Regions from separate parts of the Homo sapiens genome. Here region 1 is linked to region 2. A link is a contact called in ENCODE Hi-C or POLR2A ChIA-PET data. All regions are on one chromosome and are shown on one strand. Each heading gives the region's core, a stretch centred on a gene start or an enhancer-like site at or near the end of the contact. The rest is flanking DNA. Distances are from core to core; before and after follow the strand shown.

Region 1 (5,896 bases), core at 711-3,210, 680 kb after region 2:
AGTTTTTTAAAAGTTAAACATACATTTACCATATGACCCTGCAATCCACTCCTAGCAATACCCTAGAGAAATGAAAACATGTCCATGCAAAAACCTGTACATGGTATTTATAGCAGATTGATTCATAATCACAGAAAACTGAAAACAACCTCAATGTCCTTCCATGGGCAGATGTTGAAACAGACTGTGGCATATCCACATAATAAAATAGTACTCAGCAATAAAAAAAGAAATTATCCATACATGAAACAACTTGGAGAAATCTTAAAGGCATTATGCTGAGTGAAAAAAAGCTAACATCGAAAGATTACTAACTGTTATGATTTCATTTCTAGAAAAGATTAGTAATTGCCAGGGGTAAGGAGTATGATATAATGGGATCACATTAGGTTTTTTTTCTGTGGCGGGGGAGCGATAGATTTGTTCTACATCCTTACTGTAGTGGTGGTTACATGAGTCTAAAATTCGCAGAACTGTACATCGAAAAAAAATCAATTTTACCATACACTTTTTAAAATAATAAATTAATTTCCTTAAAATAAATTTAAAGAAAAAAGCCAAATTAAATTTTAACAGGCAGTCGGACTCTTGCTTTTCAGAAACTATAGACTTAAAGCACTAGATCAAAACAATTACGTTCCTAGAAATAAGCATACTTCTGAGTACAATTAAAAACCTCGACAATAATACTTTATATAAATACCCTTTCCCCAAAACTTTTAACATTTTGCTAATGCGGTCTAATAAATTAGAGAAGCAAAGGGTGAGTTAACTCACTAATCAAAAGGTTGTTTTCTCATAACAGCCTTTATTTAAGTAGAAGTACAGGTTATATTTGTAAAAATACTGAAAAACTTCTTAGGGTCAATGAAATTACCTAGATGTTAGGAGATACATAAAAACCTAGAGAAGTTAACAGCCCTTTTCAGACCCTACTGCCACTTCACTAGCTCCTGATAATGAAGTTCTTACTCTCACACGCTCTCAGGTTCTTACTCCTGGGAACTGCCGATGGCTCCTCGGATCTCCGAGTAAAGTTAATTCTGTAGCAACCAGTGTCAATGGAACAGCACAATTTGGCTCATTCATATTCCAGCACTCTATGAACAAGAAACTAGGGAAGGGTGGGGTCGCGGGTAAAGAGTGGTCGCACTGCAGGGAGGAGTCTAAATGCCAGGGTGGAGCTGAGGACTCTCTTCGCCATCAAACCTAACCTGAGCACTTCACGCCCTTACTGGTGTCTGGCCCAGCCCGGGTCGCCCCTTCCCCAGTCGGGACTTGGGGCAGGCAAAAAGCCGAACGTTCGGCCAGACTGGGGACGCAGCGCCGCCCTCGCTCCACCCCTCTTTCCCGCCCACCAGGCAATTCCAGGTACCCACCGCTGGGAGCTGGGAGGGGGCGCCGGGCTGGCGCTGCCGCCCACCTTCTCTAGCTGGAACTTGGGATCGGTGCTCAGGGAGGGGAGAGCCGGCGCTCGGCGGTCCGAACCGGGGGATGGGGGAGCCGGGCCGGGAGGCCCCTGCCCTCGATACCCCTGCCCACTCCGGAGAGTAAGGCACAACCCGGGACCCCGGGGAGAAGCTGAGTCTTCCCCAGTGGAGCCGGACGAACCCCCAGCCCCTGGAGAGGGCGAGTGAGTGCAGCGCCGCTGCACCGCAGCGCGAGCCGCTACTCACCGTCCCCCACCGGCCGCGGACCCGCCGCCCGGCGCCACCGGCTCCTCCTGGTCGCGGCGCAACCGCTGCCGCCGCTGTCTCCTCCCGACGCGCCAGCTCTCCCTGCGGGGCCGAGCGGCTAGTTCGCACCCTCTTTCGCTCTCTTAAGAATGATTATGATTTTTAAACGAACTTTATTAGTAGCCAGGGCTCAGATTGAGTGGCTCAGCAGCAGCTCCGCCGGGGGTGGTGGGGCGCGGGAGTCTCGACTCCCCTCATCTGTGGACCCGCCGCGCTGCGGAGCATGCGCCGTGCTTCGTCTGCGCATGCTCTGTGCGGACCCGCGGCCCTGCCCCGCCCCTGTTCTGGCGGGTGGCTGGCGGCGGCTCAGCTTTCCAGGCGCCTCCAAGGGAGCCCGGGAGGGCAGTGGGGAGATCAGAGACGAGCAGGATCTCCTAGATCGTGAACTCTAGAAAAGAGAAATCGGCCAATGACGGTCCGCATGAGTTTCGCCTACAGAGTTATCACACTTCCAGTGTCCTCAAAGGGCTTGCCCCGCTTCGGACACCTACCTTATTTTCTTGACCAGATGACATCTTAAGTGGCCAAGTGAGCAAAAAAATGTCGAGCAAAGTCGAAAACGCACTCACACAGCCTGCAGGACAAAATAGAAGCCTGAGATGGTTAATTATTCAGAGAAGCGAACCAAAAACGAAAAGGTTCCGCAAAAGCAATCTCAACTTTGCTTCAGTTGTTTTTATATTTCAAAATAAAATAGAATAGAAAAAAAAGATGGAAAATACCAAGTGTTGGCCAGGATGTAGAGTAACTGCATTCTTCTACTTTGCTGCTGGAATGTAAACTGGAACAACTCCTTTGAAAAACAGTTTGGGACTGTCTGCAAAAGGTGCATACCCTATGGCCCCGCAGTTCCACGCCTGCATATAGAGCAAAGAGAAACGAATACTTAGGGTGCACGGACAGGCAGGTATCAGAATGTTCGTAGCTGCATTTATTGTAATAATTCCTTAATGAGAATAACCCAAAAGACCATCAACAATAGAATAAATTAATGAAATTACACAGAGTTCATATAATGAAACACTATACAGCAACGCAAAAAAGCATCTGCAATTACAGGCAATAACGTGAATCAACTGGGGAAACCTAATGCCCAGCATAAAAAGACAACAAAAGTACACATGGCATAAGTCCATTTCTATAAACTACAAAAACAGAAGAACTAAGAGGCTCAAAGTTAGCATAATGGTTACCTTGGTGGGCAGGGGATAGTGACTGGAAGGAGTTAGCGACTAGAAGAGGGGCTTCCAGTTAGCAACTGGAAGAGGGGCTTCCTTCTAGTGAGGTTCTCTCCGTTGATTTTGGCGCTAGTTATAAATGCGTGTCCATTTGTGAAAATTCAAGCTGTACTCTTATGCACATTTTTCTGTATGTGAATTATAATTCACACTTAATAATTTTAAAAATTAGTGGAGATTATTTTACCTATAATAGCAATAGTATTTGTAAGAAATTTAATATCAAGTAGCTAACAGATTTATCTCTAGGATTTGGTTGGCAGTATCTCTTAAACTTGAGTAACGTACTGATGCCCTTTCTGAGAAAAGAAAAAAAACAATTAAAAAGTTGGCAAATGACTTGAATAGACATTTCTCCAAAGAAGGTATACAAATGGCCGATGAGCACATGAAAAGAGACTCAAGGTCACTAATCATGAGGGAAATGCAACTCAAAACCATGAGATACAACTTCACACTCATTAAAATGATGATTATAAACAAAGCAGAACAGAAAATAAATATGAGTGTTGGCAAGGATGTGGAAAAATTATAACCTTTGTGTGCTGCTGGTGGGAATGTAAAATGGTACGGCCACTATGGAAAATTGTATGGTTCATCAGAACATTAAAAATAGAATTATCGTATGATTAAATAATTCCACTTCTGAGTATATATTCAAAAGAATTGAAAACAGGGACTCAAAAAAAAATTTGTACAACCATGTTTATAGCAGCATTATTCACAATAGCCAAAGGGTGGAAGCAACCCAAATGTCCATCAATGGATGAATGGATGAACAAAATGTAGTATATACATGCAATAAAATATTATTCAGCCTTAAAAAAGGAGGGACCCAGGTGTGGCGAGGTATCCCTGTAATCCCAGCTACTTAGGAGGCTGAGATGGGAGGATCACTTGAATCCAGGAGTTCAAGACCAGCCTGGGCAAATCCTGTCTCAAAAATAAAAGAGAGAGAGGGAAATTCTGACACATGTTATAGCATGGATGAAGCTTGAAGACATTATGCCTAGTCGCAAAAGGACAAATGCTGTATGATTCAACTTATATAAGGTACATAGAGTAGTCAAATTCATAGAGACAGTTGGGGGGTGGGAAGTGGTTGTGGGAAAGGAAGGGCAGGTGGGAATGGGGAGTTACTGTTTTATGTCTACAGTTCTAGCTTTGCAAGATGAAGAAAGTCTGGAGATAGATGGTGGTGATGGTTGCACAACGATGTGAATAAACTTGATGCTCTTGAACTTTATACTTAAAAATGGCTAAAAATGGTAAATTTTATGTTTTATGTATATCTTGCCAAATTTCTTTTTAATGGGAAAAAAAAAAAAGAAAATCTTAGAGGGTCTCAGGGAGTACTTCTGGGATCCAAATTTGAGAAAAACTTCCTGAAAGGGGGTTCCCCCAAAATCATTTCTTTCCTCCCCACTTTTCCATTTCCTTGGGATTGTTGGACATTGAAGGAGATCCAGAATATGCCACCCCAAAACATGCCACTTTGACACAAGCATTATTTGGAGTTGAAGGCAATTAAGAAACAGCAGAACAGAAGAAACACTCTGCTTTTCCTATTTCTGCCTAAAAGCAGGACATAAATTTCCCTTTGTGAAGTTGTTCCTCCTCCCCATCCCACACTAGGAGGAGGAGATTCCTATCACCAGAGCACCAACTTGAGTCATATGGCAAACCTTGCAAAATAACCCTTGTCTTCCAATAGTTTCCCTCATATAGTTTACTCGGCCACAATTTACCACCTTCACAAGTCCCACCCCTTTTTCCTTTGTCTTATCACTTCTCCACAATTTATCACCTTTTAAAAAAATGGTATATAAGCTCTTAGGCCTAACTGCTTTTTGGGGTTTTCACTTCCTTTCTGTGAGGCCCCCCATGTGCATATGAAATAAACCTTTTCTCCTGTTTATCTGTCATTTGTCAATTTAATTTGCAGGCTTCTGCTACTGAACTTACAAGAGTAGAGAAAAAGTGTTTATCCTCCCTGCAGACATGCTCAGTGCAATTAAAGTCTACTTTTTATTTGACTTGAGGCTGCTCTCAAGGACACAGCAGAGATTCTCATGCTCTCACTGAAGGCAGTGAAATAATGAAAGCCTGCATGGAAACCTGGCCTTTTAAATCATGTAGTTGTGCTATAGTAGAAATAGCAACAGAATTAACCTAAAAGGTTTTGAAAGAAATTTTACCTGCAGTGACTAGAAATGAGTTTCACAAAATTATTTTAAGGAAAACATTCTGAAAAGTTAGTTATTAAGTCATTAAATGATTGTTTGAATCTAGTACCTCCACTGATCCAGCAAAAAATGTCCATTTGTTCCCTTGCTCGTTCTTTCATTGTGTCTGACTCTAATGAACTGAACAGTGTCCAAGGATCATGAATTGTAGCTGAGTAGAAAGAAAAACAGAAAAATCAGAAAATATTTTCTTCCAAGAAAGAAAGCTTTGAAAATTTTACCACTTAGAATATAAGTCTGCATATACATATGAATGCATATGTGGCCATCTGGAAAAAACTAGTAGAAATCACAGTATTTGGCTAGACAATAATAATCTACTGTTCTTCAGATTCAAACAGATCATGCTGGAAAAAAAATTTTTTCTAGTACTTTCTAGGCAGACATTAGAGTACTGATTCAGTTTTTCTGTTGCTTAATAACCTTGGATCTTAGTATCCTCATCTATAGTAAGGAGTTACCCACCTTACAAGGTCATTTATCCATTAAAAAAAATACATATTGTGCCAAGGACTGTGCTGAACATTGGGTATTCAGTAATAGACAAAAGGCAGATGGTTTGTGTCCTCTGGGAGCTTATAATGTGTTAAGGGAGACCAAAAAAGAAAGTATACAAATACACACATATGCACACATATACACAAATAAGTGATTACATACCCTTAGACATTATGTG
Region 2 (5,602 bases), core at 2,211-4,710:
CTAAGAAAAAGGCATAACTAACAAGAACAATTATTTCACAGACTGAGAAGAGGAACGGTTCTGATATTGTCTAAGTTCCTTATCTCTCAATGTTAACAAAATACCTATGAAGAGAGCCTTTCCCCCTAATCTAACCCACAGCACACAAGCATGAAGAGAAGTTTAAAATAAAATAAAACTACCTTTGAGGCCAAGTTTACCAGAAGAGTTTAGTAAAAGTACCAAAACAGCTGAACTTCAATCTGAGTGGGAAGAAAAAAATTACAGGCTTGACAAGCAATCTCTACTTATTACAAGGCTGCACCCTTTACTTTCTTACCTCATTCACCACTCACAAAAAGTTGGGAGCTATAATGCCTGCAAAGTACAGCATAATAACTCTACTCTCACATGCAGAGCTCCTGAGAGAAATTTTTCAACCTATTAAAAAAAGTCCTTAATGTGGATAGAGTACTTTGCAGGCCATAACAATATAATACTGTTTGTACCTTCATGACTAAGCCTGTTCAAGCTTAATAAATCCAATATAATGGCTCTTAAATGGCAGTGTCTTTACCACAATTTGTGTAAAAGCCTAACATTAACATATATTCACAGTGGAGGCCTTCTAAATGAAGGGGAATGGCCACCATCTGCACAATCAATAACAGGACCCTGAACAGCTGGGAATATCAATTCTTCTCCAAAACAGTCCCTATTAATTTGTTATAATTATCCATTTATCAATATGTGGCATCTTGCAGGGTGCTAGTCAAACCTCCAAAACAAAAGTGTGGATTTCATTATTATTAGAAACACTAGTGACCACTCTGAAACAGAACCACAAACTTTTAGCAGAACCGCAAACTTTTGACACTGCAGAGTTTCATATTTCCATGAATTACCTGAACCAACTGAAAGCCATTGCAGACTGTGTCCAATATTCCTGCCTGGGCCCCTGTTTTTCTGGGTGCTGCTTTCTTTCTTGCTGATACGAATTTCAGGGAGAACTTCTTATAGAGCATTTCGCTCTCCTGGGCAGAAAGAGGAGCCTCCACTTCCTCTTTAGATGCAATGTTGCATTCTCCTGAATCATATTGTGTCAAAAGTGTCACATTTTCTACTAAGCTGGTGCTACCACAATCTACATCACTCTCCCCTAGATCTGTGTGAGAGAGATCTAAATCTTGAGGGGAATCCTTCAAGAGTTCCCTACTTTGTGCTGTGATTTGGGATTCTCCAGGTCCGTATGTTTCGTCCTCTTCTCCAAGGTTAAAAATATGCTCATTTTCTCTATTTCTTGGCATAATTAATGGGTCACACTTCACAGGGCTCTCTTTCAAATTATTCTGCAGGCAACAATTTTCATCGTGGATTTCCCTTTGACCATTTACATGTTTTGCTTCCTCTAGTGGAGAAACATCATGTAAAATCATTTTGAAATTTTCATCAGGGTGGGCACTTTGACATGAAAGCAGTGGGATTTTCTGTTCGCTAATGGAATTAACAGAAAAAAATGGTCTGTATTGGTCTGTTACAAGAATATCTTCAGTAGAAGACAAACTTTTAATTCGTGACTGGTCTCCAGTTAAAATGCCCTGTTTTTCTTCCCTCTCTGCTGGAGGGCTACATAAACCAGAGTCATCCTCCTCCGAAGTGAGAGAATTAGTACCCCATCTGCACTTGCTGGCCTTGGTAACAGCATCTGACATATCAGCAGGTTCAACAAAAGAGCTTTCACTTTTGTTTGCATAATCCATAAAATTGGCCGGGACAAACATTCGCCATGACCGTCTATGCTCTTTCTTTTCCGCATGAGATTTGGCTTTAGGTAATCCTGTGGTTCGAATGATATCACTATTTAGTTTGAGTGCATCAAAGATCATCTTTTCATCTAGTTTGTTAGCTTCCCGACCTCTCAGCTCAAATACACTGGAAGAAGTAAGGGCACCATTAGAGCATAAAGAACTAACATCCAGTGTTCTGTGACTGTAGGGTAAAGTTCGATCTGTAAAATGCCTGGAAGATAGACTACCTTTTGAACCAGAGTCTATCTGTTCATTTAGTCTAACAGTATCATAGATTGACCGCTGTGGGACGTAACAGTCTTCGATATTTAGGTCCTCCTCTTCTTCACCCTTCCCTACACATGGGGGATTCTGACGTAAACAGTCTGGTCTGCTGAGTGGCTTCCCCATTTTGCAGATAGTTAAAACAAATATTGCAGCTCTTGACACAGATAAGAAATAAGATAAAGCATCTTCCAAAAAAGTATACTTCTGAACAGAGCTATGGAGTGTCTTTAGCATAAAGACACATGCTCAAATAATATATTTCATAATACATGAGGTGTTTAAGGTCATCAGCAGTGCATCAGTATAAATGCAACTATCCTTTTACCTGGTTGATTTTAGGATGATTCTAAACAATAAAGTGCATCAATAACAGAGAACAAAAATCTCCTTTGTCCACCTTTCCCAGCTCCCAAAGTCCCCGTTCACACACTCCAAAACACAGAAAATAAACAAACACACACTTAACAGTGGCTCAAACACTCAGAACATTCCATTGTCAGTCCATTTCCCTTTTTAGTCTGATATTTCCAGATTAAAATTTCCAAATGAGCAAGCATTTTAACAGCCTGAATGTTAATTTCGGCAGAGCTCTGGTTAACTGTAATCCACTTAAAGATGGCTTGCAGAACTCCACCATTCTGGTAAATAAACCATGCTCCAGAAATTTAAAAGACAAACACAGGGACCTGGTATTGTTCACATCAAGGCACAGAACAAATCTTCAGAGAAAAATAAGTTAAGTCTAACGTTATGAGAAAGTTACATTTTTCTTTTACTTTTTTTTTTTGGAGGGGGGAGTAGCTATAAATAAACTTGATTGAAAAGGCAGGTTTTCTTCCTGTTTTAAGCTTCTTCAATGCTATTCAGAACTACTCAAAGGAAGAAAGAAAAAAACACCAGACTTTTAGACACCCAGGGCAGTACAATCCAGCAACCGTTTAAAGTAAACAGAAAGCATGGTGTACTACTAAGCTTCTTTAAAAAAAAAAAAAAAAAAAAAAAAAAAGCCATTTCCAAAGATTCTTATCTGGTCCTCCTTAGGAAGGCTTATTCCACCTGAGGCAATTGCAGCAACGAAGAGCTCCGCGGCTTCCTCTAAGGCACAGGCAGCGTAATTCACATTGAGCAGAAAACCCAGGGACTACATTAGCCTTTGAAACTGAACCAAGTTCTGTGGCCGCGGTATGGCCTTCATTTCAGCTGGGGCTAGAGAGAGACGGTGGCGGTGGAGGCAGCAGAAAGAACTCCGGAAGGGAGCTCCGGGGCTGTCCGCGGCTCCTCAGGGCAGCACGGTGCCGGGCAGGCATGCTCTCCAGCCAGGGCGCTTGCAGCAACGCCCTCTCTCTTCAGGCACCATCTGCTGCGTCTCTGGGCCTGCCGGGCGTTCCGGAGCCGCAGCTCTCTACCACTTCGGTGCTACGCCCTCCCGTGACTTAACTTCGCAGTCATCTTTCGCTTCTTCCCGGGAGTCGGCGAGCGGTTTCAGTGGGAGGTACCTCGAAGCCGAGAGGCTGCAATGTAACAGCTTGTGGTGACATCAGCGCAAAGCAGGCCGAGTCCGGCCACTGGGGAGAGGGACAGCTCAGGTTCAAACACCGCGGAAACCCCGCCGACTACTTCAAAATGGGAGGGGATCCGTAGGGCTTGCGGAGGCAGAACCTGGCACCGGGAGATCCGCGAAGAAATTATTTTGTGAAGGTCCAGAGACCGCACTCATTTGAATACTAAATGGGAAAAGGGGGGCTACATAGGTCCCTATCCTTCAGTTGAAACCGCACTTTTACACTGAAGAATCTGATGCTTCAGCAGTATCTGCGATGCAAAGTGCAGATCACTTTGAAGTCGAGAGTGTTTTGCCGTTCCCTTTTGAAGCCCAAGTTCAAATCTAACTGTTCTCCAGAGTAAAGTATTCCTACCAGTGAGGGGCTCTCAGCACTGCTGACATGAATATTAGTAGTTACTAATAACCATACAGTACTCTTGAGGTTAACACAAGGCCCAAGAGTGGTACTCACTGACTCCAGATATTTAATAAACAAAATCACCTCCACAGATTTTTATCTACTGAACACCCTTCTAAAAATACTGTTTGAAAATAAATTCAGCAAGCCAACTCTTAGTCTTTGTAGGAAATTTAATAGTTTTATTTAAATAAAATCTAAACATTCTCTATTTTACAAAATAAGAAACATCGTCAGAGTGTCAGTTACAAATGAAGCGGTCTTTCTTCAATCTCATAAAATAATCATTTGAACATGAACAAAACTGTGCTAACTCCAAATGAAGAAGGCAGTTCTAGTAAAAACAACTTTATACTTTCTTTGTTAATTTTACAGAAAAGATGTGGGAGGAAACTTTTGTGCCTTTAATGAGAAAACGTTATCTCAATATTCATTCGATAAATCTAAGAGTTGAATCTTTTTTAAAAAAATCTTTTCATAATGAAAACTCTATCGGTAACTCATCCATTCAACAATTATTAGATTATTAGATGCAACTCAGTATGTGGCCATCATTAAGTTGACTAGATATATGACTATCTATAAAGAAAAAGAGATTTAAAAATATCCATCCACATCACAATATCAATGCCAATTTTTCATGTTCAAGACGTGAAATATTTCAACAAGCACCTGATTCTGTGGTGTTCAAGCACACAGGCTGTAATAAGGCACTGATAAGAGAAAGAAAAATGGTCTCATACTTACCACGCTTGAACAGTGGATTGGGCACTAGACTGGGAAATAGTAGAGGCCAAGAGTCTTACTCCCAGCTGCCGCTCTCTTGATATGTAAGCTTAGAAAACTACTTATTCATGGCAATATGAATAATAAAGTTTCCTTGAGATCTCTGAGTGCCTTTCTCTAAACACTCTAAGATCCTTACAGAACTTTTCATAATAAAGAATGGCTCTAATTCAGTTCACCTTAGACTCTAACTCTGAATCATTAGCACAATATTATTCTAGGCTTATGAAAAGCTAAGAGGAGCAACATATAACCTCACATTTGAGGTGGGTAGTACATTTTTAAAACTGCACAAATAATTCATTCATAAATTAAATGATTCAAAAAAATAGCACTCACTGTCTGCCAAACAACATGTAAGCACTGGAAAAATGATGTTGTAAAGACATAGCCACCACTGTCCTTACACCACTTACACTAGAATGGGAATGTGAATGAGAAAATGGCCATGACACAGTTCGGAAGTAAACAGTGCTATGGGAAAATATTCCCTAGTTAATTGAGTTCAAGTATACACCACTTATTTAATAACTAAATTCCTTTTTTATTGAACTGATTTTTATATTGATTCACATTAAGATTTGTGCTATTAAAATTTGTCACAATAATTTACATATATCTTTGTTACTTGAAATCACATTCCAAAGTCTTACCTGGATGACATGTAAGAGCTCATATATAGAGCAGAACCGGACTGGTTTATTTTTCCCCAAAAATTTGGTTTAGACAGCTACTATAAATGTTATAGCCTCTAATGTTAATAAAATCAAGATATATTAAACCATGTTAAATATTAATCAT

Evidence for each region. A loop is a pair of places that touch in the nucleus more often than their neighbours do. ChIA-PET counts read pairs that join two places held with the same protein, here RNA polymerase II (POLR2A). Pooled maps may share reads with other maps.
Region 1: a loop to region 2 is called in a pooled map, with 5 times the contacts of the local background. The contact joins the promoter of RAB23 here to the enhancer-like site in region 2. A Hi-C loop is called at or near these places in 8 of 50 pooled maps. POLR2A ChIA-PET finds 5 or more read pairs at or near these places in 3 of 52 experiments (GM12878, WTC11 and activated T-cell).

Annotation. Positions count from the first base shown.
Region 1 is chr6:57,220,347-57,226,242 of GRCh38, forward strand. It overlaps RAB23 (RAB23, member RAS oncogene family), which reads right to left and starts at 1,961. Exons shown (of 7, transcript NM_016277.5): 1 at 1,380-1,961. It also overlaps a transcript of PRIM2 not described here. RefSeq lists a silencer at 1,315-1,664.
Region 2 is chr6:56,539,396-56,544,997 of GRCh38, forward strand. The region is part of intron 61 of DST (dystonin); the gene reads right to left. Among named protein-coding and RNA genes, the nearest start is that of COL21A1, 290 kb to the left of the region's middle. RefSeq lists enhancers at 2,796-3,561, 3,266-3,685. Within about 2 kb of position 3,461, at least 40 of the 41 ENCODE cell types and tissues checked have a DNase peak (open chromatin) inside an H3K27ac peak, as active enhancers do; they include GM12878, where a contact is called at or near this core.